Regions from separate parts of the Mus musculus genome. Here region 2 is linked to region 1. The links are chromatin loops, found by intact Hi-C in ENCODE. Cell type or tissue: left cerebral cortex. All regions are shown on one strand. Links, peaks and the distances in the headings refer to the core of each region. The heading gives the core; the rest is flanking DNA.

Region 1 (3,221 bases), core at 366-2,865:
GCCAGGATCCATCCTTGGAGAAGGGAGTGAGTGCCTGTAAGGCACCAACGTCTGCCTCCTGGTCTCCTTCTGGCTGGGCTCCCGACTGCCACCTCCTCCGACTCCCGGGGAGCTCTCCCGCCGCCGCCCCCGCTGGTTTCTCCACCGCTCACTCTTCAAGGCGAGTGGGCGCTCAGCCGCGGCGTGCAGACCTGGCGTCCGACCGTAGCGCAGCGCGGGGAGAGCGGGTCCAGCGTGGCCGACCCGCAGCCCGAGAGAGGCGGGGAAAGGGGGGAGGGGAGAGGAATGGAGGGGGCGGTCAGTGGCTGGGTGGCGAGCAGCCTCCTCCACAGCATCACCCCCGCCCTCCTCTCGGAGTCCGCCCCGCCCCTACCCCGTCGTCCCCCACCTCCCGCCCCCGCCGCGGGGTCATTCGTAGCGACCACCATCTCTCTAGCTGCAGCGCAACCCCACCCCGCGTCTGCTTTGCTTAGGGGGTCCTCCCACCCAAACTCCTGGCTTCTTCCCAGTGTCCATCTCTGGAGACAGCTGCTCCACCCTGCTTTCTGTGTGTCCCCCACCCTCTCCGCAGCCCCCAGTGTCTCCAACTCCTTACCCAGGTTTGGACCACGAGCCACGCCACTCTTTGGCCCAGACCCGGGCCATGGCGGGTGGGTGGGCTCCAGGGGAATGCAAGAAGGGAGGAGTGCTATGTCCGGCCAGCAGCAAGACCAAGTGACAGTGAAGACTAGGAGTCCGCAGTGTGGGAACAAGAACTGAGCGTCCAGCGCCGGGCGAGCAGGTGCCTGTGGCGCGGAGCGCACCAGGGAGCCAGCAGGCAGTGGCCGTGAGTGACAGCAGAGGTGGTGCGGGTGGGGTGAAATGGGGAGCGCCGGGCACGACTCAGGGCTCAGGAGGTTTCTGGGTGGGGACCGTCTTCCTGCCCAGAGAGAGGGCTAGTCCCTGTGTCCTTGCAAGCAAGCTCTTCCTGGCCATTTCCCACTCTGTACCCAAAGCAAAGGGGATCCTCCAGCCCCCGGGTGGAAGCAGGCAGAGGTGGAGTACACGTTCCAGAGCCCATCCTCCACGCTTGCATCTTCTGTATCCCTGAACCTTCCCTGGCCTTCACCTAGAATGGGTCATATCTTTTAGCCACCTAGAGAGTTCAGTCTGCCTTCCTAAGGGGTGTGTGGGTGGATGAGATAGTTCAGTCCAGGCACAAGGGCTTGGGAGAGCCATAGAGCTCTCCTTGGGTCTCTCTCTTCCTCAAGGGATCCCCCAGCTAGTGGTCTGGTCTGGTCTCATTACTTGGCTTTATCTTAACTTATGGAGGCACATCCCAGTGAACTTCCCCTGAATGCTAGAGCTCTCCAAGTATCTCTGACAATGAGCTACTGGTTAGTGAAGACAGAAGACCAAAAAGGAAATAATTTCCCAGTGGCCACCCTTGTCTAAGACAACAGGAACACAGTTCCAGAGAAGAAGCTGGTAGCTCTTTGTAAGCTTTCCCCTCACCAGTGAGGACCACGGGCACTGCATTCTTCTGCCCCTCCTCTTCCTTATGTGGCCAATGGGTCATTTTCACCCTGTGGTCACTCGCTGATGCTCTGTGAGCAGAAAGCCTTGTAGACCTTTCATTCAGGGTCCCCATTGCCTGTTCCCTCTACATATATGTATACATACTTTGGCCTGCCTCCCCCTGAACATTCCACCACTCTTTAGAAACCACCATAGGTCTGTGAATGCAAGACCTTGCAGGTCTCTTGCCGTCCTCAGCTTTTGAAGGGAGGGGGCAGACTTGCATCGTGCTACACAGGAGGACCATGGCAGGTTTCTAAGGGAGCAGTTGGAGAATTGATTCCAAGCAGGGATATGATGACATGAGCTATCCCACTGTGCATTGGCTTGTTTGGAGAGGCAGTGAGTTTCTCTCCCAGTACCAGATTCAATCAAGGACTGATGGCCAGTGACCAGGCTTGCTGGAGGGATGCCAGCAGCTACAGGGAGGTACGCTTTGGTCACTCTGAAGGTCTGTGGATTCTTTCCACCCGTTCTGTCTGGTGGGGATTTTTTTGCCTGTGTCATACGTTGGTGTTACTGTCGTAGTAGAATAATAGTAATAGCTGCTTGACATCGTGTGCGTGTCACATAGCAGACACTGGGTGCACACTTTCTATGCATCAGTTCTCAACATGACAGCTAAGAGGTCCTTATCAAACCTATAAGACCACCCTCTCCTACTCAGAAGCCTACAGTGGCTCCCGCTCCAGTCAGTACAAATACCAGGGGACTCCCAAGGTCAACTGATTGCCTTCTTCATCTTTACCTTTCCCTCCCTTCTATCCTTCCCCTGGCTCCTCTCTGGACAAGATCCTCCCTCCTGCAGTGCAACACACTAGGCCCACCCTAGGGCCTTTGCATCAGCTACGCTATCTGGCTAAGATATACCTCTTCCTAATATTCATGCTCTGATTTTTGTAAGGAGGACACTTTCTTAGCTAGGCTCACCTACCTCTAACTGATGTTTAACTCTGCAGTCTGGAGCTCCCTCCCTCAGGGCTCCCTGTTTGTCTTTATGTCCCTTTCCTTGGAAGTAATCACCTTCCGTAATACGATTCAATGTCTTTTACTTATTGTCGTCCTTGGTTAATGTCTGCAAAGCTTTTGTCTACATTGGTCACTGGGGCGTCTCTGGCTTTCAGCACAGGGATAGCTAGATGAGGTGGTTTCGGTGCATGTTTGGGGCGAGGTAGTTAAGGCTCAGAGAACTTGTGGAACTTTCCTAAAATCACACAACTGGCCAAGTCAACCTAGGTCTTTCTTACTTTGGGTTATTTTTTCTTCTCCCTTCTCTTTTTCATTCCTTTTTTTTTCTTTCCAACATATACAACCATCTTCCACATCAAGAAAACCTAGAGCTCCTGAAAAAGAGCAGAGCTGACCTATTCAGCTCTGTGTTAATAGAAGCTGCTTGCCTGCCCAGGTAGATGGAGGACAGAATATGACCTTCCTCACTACCTTTAACATACAGGTGTGCTAGAGTCAAGAATGAACACCTTCAGTAGCCAAGAGTGGCTCTTGGCCGCCTTTGCTGGAGTTTCCTAGTGATAGGCAGGAGCTCTGGGATTCCTACCTTGTTCTGGCCTGGCTACTACCTCTGAAAAGAGAGCCAGATTTTTTCCTTACCTGTCCTTGGTGGGCCAGAGTGCTAATGCAGGCTCCTGTGTGTTCTCTAAGGGGGG
Region 2 (3,221 bases), core at 341-2,840, 73 kb after region 1:
GCTGGAATCAAAATATAAGGTTGTCAAAGGATAATGTCCATTAATGGTATGGTTTCTCCCAAGCAGGGAGGGATACAAGTAATATGAGGAAAAGAAAGAGGAAACCATGAGGGCATGTGTGCTTGTGGCTATGTGCCTGCACACAAAGGCTAGAGGAGGTCAGCCTCCATCTTATTGGTCTCACCTTTAAACACAGTATGATTTCCACCCCATCCCACAGGCTGGAAGATCAAGCCTCTGCCAGCTAAGTGACAGCCCTTCTTCTTCAGCCTGGGAGTGGTCTGGCAGAAGAATGTGATTTTTTTTTTTCAAATTTCCCTTCAAGTTTCCATCTGTTCACCCAGCAACCAAATTTATGCATGTTCAGACACCATCTGGGACTGTAGCCCCATTTCCCAATTTGAGGCATTTTTCCATTTTGTACTTAACATGCAAGATGGGGTGGTGGTCCAGAATAACAGCTCAGCTCAGACTGCCACGGCTCTGGGTGCCGACACAGGAATTTTCTCTGAGGAAAGAGAAAAGAAGAGGGGGTTTCGCTAAACTGGAATTTTGTTTTTGAGCCGTGAGGCTATTTCTTCTGGCTGGCATTTCAGTGGGCTCCCATCTGCTGGCAGCATTTCATGCTGGCTCTCTGTTGTCTCAACTGAGAGCGGATGATGTGCACCACTGAGCGTGTGGGCATATGTGTGTATGTGCATGTGTGTGTATATGTATGTGTGCATGTTTGTGAGTCCACGCCTCACAATGTTGACAATGCTTCTTAGTGCCTGTGATCTCCACACCTGGCGTGCTCATAGTCACCCAGCCATGCACCTGGAAAAGACTGAGCTTGGAGATAGAAAACACAGAGACTCCATAGGTTTGCAGCTTCCAAAGTCTTCAGAGTTCTCACACCTCTGTAGTGATTTTAACCATATTTAACTTAGGATCCAGAAAACCTGTCATATTTAGAACTGAACTATACTTTAAAAACTTGTTCCCTCGCCCCCATTTCAAAACAGATTCTAGTTTTCTGGGAGTGCCATGATTAGGTTAATCTCCTTTGTTATCTACTCTTGTCATATGACTTCTTGCTTGCAGATATTCTATAGGTAATATCCATCTTCACTATTACATTCATAGACAGTCAACTTCTAGTCCCAGAGAGTGGACTGCCAGGGCCTATTTAATTTGTTTGTGACAGAGTCTCCAAATAGAGCTCAGACCTAGAACTTGTGGTCCTATTTGCTCAGCTTCTTGACTACTGAGATCACAGGTCACAATGTCTGGCTGGGTATTGTCTTGAAGTCCTTATGTGCACCACAGTTTTTTCATGGTGCGTGTCCTCTTACTCTGCCTATCACTGTCCAAGAATCGCCAGTACTGTACCATTCTTTGAGGTGATGTGTGAACCTCTTCCTTATGCATTCCTTGTTCCCATAGTCTGGGTGCCAAATGCTTATAGGGTTTTAGAGGGAGTCTGGGCTTGAGTTCAAAATGCTTGTTGTTTGGAGGGCTCTTCTTTCTTAGTAGGTGGCAATTTACACAAAGAGAAGTAAATTGGGGATGTGGAAAGATTAGTCACCACAGTGTATACAGAGTTTTGCCTAGGGTCTAGCATCCACTTACACTCTATGCCTTACATTTGTTATCTGTGCTGTATTCTCAATTGGGGATTAACATGAAACGGTAGGAAGCAAGGAAAGTGATATGGATGAGGAATGTCAGCAACATGATCAATGATCAGAAGATCTTTCTTTCTTGGGTAGTTTACTTCTTGGCAAGTTCTGAATTCCTTGCTCTTTTGAGTGCTCCCACACTACTTCAAATCCCACACCCCCTCACTTCTTCCCTTTCCCTTTCTGCAGTACTGGCCATGCAACCTACGGCATTACATACGTTAAGCAAGAACTGTTCTGCTAAGTTACATCCCCATCCCTTCCCCATGCTTGTGGTTCTATGGATGTAACTCATGTCCCTGCACATGTTAGGCAGGCACTGGAACACTGAGCTCCATCTAAGGCCCCCTTTTAACTTGTAATTTTGACACAGAATCTTACTAAACTGATAATGTTGGCTGTGAACTTAATAACCTCCTGCCTAGACCTCCTAAGTAGTATTATAGGCTTTTATAACATATAGCCCTGCCAATGCATTGATATCCTAGCCCTGAGGTAGTAGTTTGCACAAGCAGGGGATTTGAGAGGAGTTTCACTAATGAACCATATCTCATAAGAGAGGCTTAAGGATATTTCTCATCCCTTCCACTGAAGTTGTGGATGTATTCAGAAGACAACTGTTTGTGATGAAGGGAACTTCAACTAACACTAAACCTGCTGGCACATTGGCCTTATATTTCTGAATTCTCCAGTACTATTAAGAATACCTTTCTATTGTTTTAAGTCACTGAGTCTGTCTTGTTAAAACATCCTGAATGGACCACAACACCATTGCATGCCATTCCCCTGATCCTTTGATGGGCCTTGGTGTGGTACTTAGGATCCACATTCTCCGTAGAACAAAATGTAGGATGCTGGCTGAGGCTTAAGTATTCCTGACTCCTTGCCCCTAGCTGATGCTTACTGTCTGTAACATTTAGTCCCATCCTATCCTTGGAGGCAAACTTCTAAGCACTCTTCAAGACCCAAATGTCAGGTATCGCCTCTCCTAGGAAGTTTTCTAGTCCCCAGGGTGTTTCATCTAAGTACTTTGTGGTACTGACAGCCAGTGGGTCTGCTGGCTGACTTCTCCTTCCTGTGTGCTCCTGAGATAAGATGCTGTAATTTGCACCTCAAGGGGTCAGCACTTGCTAAATTAGTAGCAGAAAATTCTGGACAATGACATAGCCATCTCGTGTGCACAAGCATCTCTCGGCTCTCATGTGCTGGAATATTTGTATGTAGAGCTCAGTGTTCTTTTATGAGGGCTCAAAGCTCAGGACCCTGAACCCTTTCCTTTTAATTTCAGTACTAGGGCTGAAGCCCCTCTGGCCAGGATCCCCTCTGAAACAATGACCTAGAAGCATCTACAAATGACAAGCCAATATAGCCTGGTTTGCAGAGGGTACAGTTTGAGGTTTGAGTAGGAAGTTCATGTTATACACTTCCTTGTAATTAGAAACTAACCAGATGTGGCTTCCCAGCTGGTCAGTGTTGCCAGGTTGGAGTCTCAGTTGTAGCTGTCTGTGGCATGGATTCTGGGGAGACAAGCATGCCTACTTAATGCCCATCTAGCCTCTG

The links. Peaks named below come from ENCODE experiments on the same cell type or tissue, not always from the same donor. Only the 100,000 strongest peaks of a DNase experiment are listed, where the experiment ranks them.
Region 2: a loop joins it to region 1, with 5 times the contacts of the local background. A loop is called at or near these places in 3 of 42 quality-filtered maps.

What each region holds. Positions count from the first base shown.
Region 1 is chr7:40,895,804-40,899,024 of GRCm38, reverse strand. It overlaps A230077H06Rik (RIKEN cDNA A230077H06 gene), which reads left to right and starts at 701. Exons shown (of 5, transcript NR_040329.1): 1 at 701-826. It also overlaps a transcript of Vstm2b not described here. In left cerebral cortex, for the core only: a CTCF peak has its summit at 1,777; DNase peaks (open chromatin) are centred at 563, 746, 1,140 and 1,802; H3K4me3 peaks cover 724 bases; H3K27ac peaks cover 469 bases.
Region 2 is chr7:40,822,680-40,825,900 of GRCm38, reverse strand. No RefSeq gene overlaps it. Among named protein-coding and RNA genes, the nearest start is that of Gm51479, 69 kb to the left of the region's middle. In left cerebral cortex, for the core only: no CTCF peak of the experiment used is centred there; DNase peaks (open chromatin) are centred at 402, 613, 1,440 and 1,798; H3K27ac peaks cover 863 bases.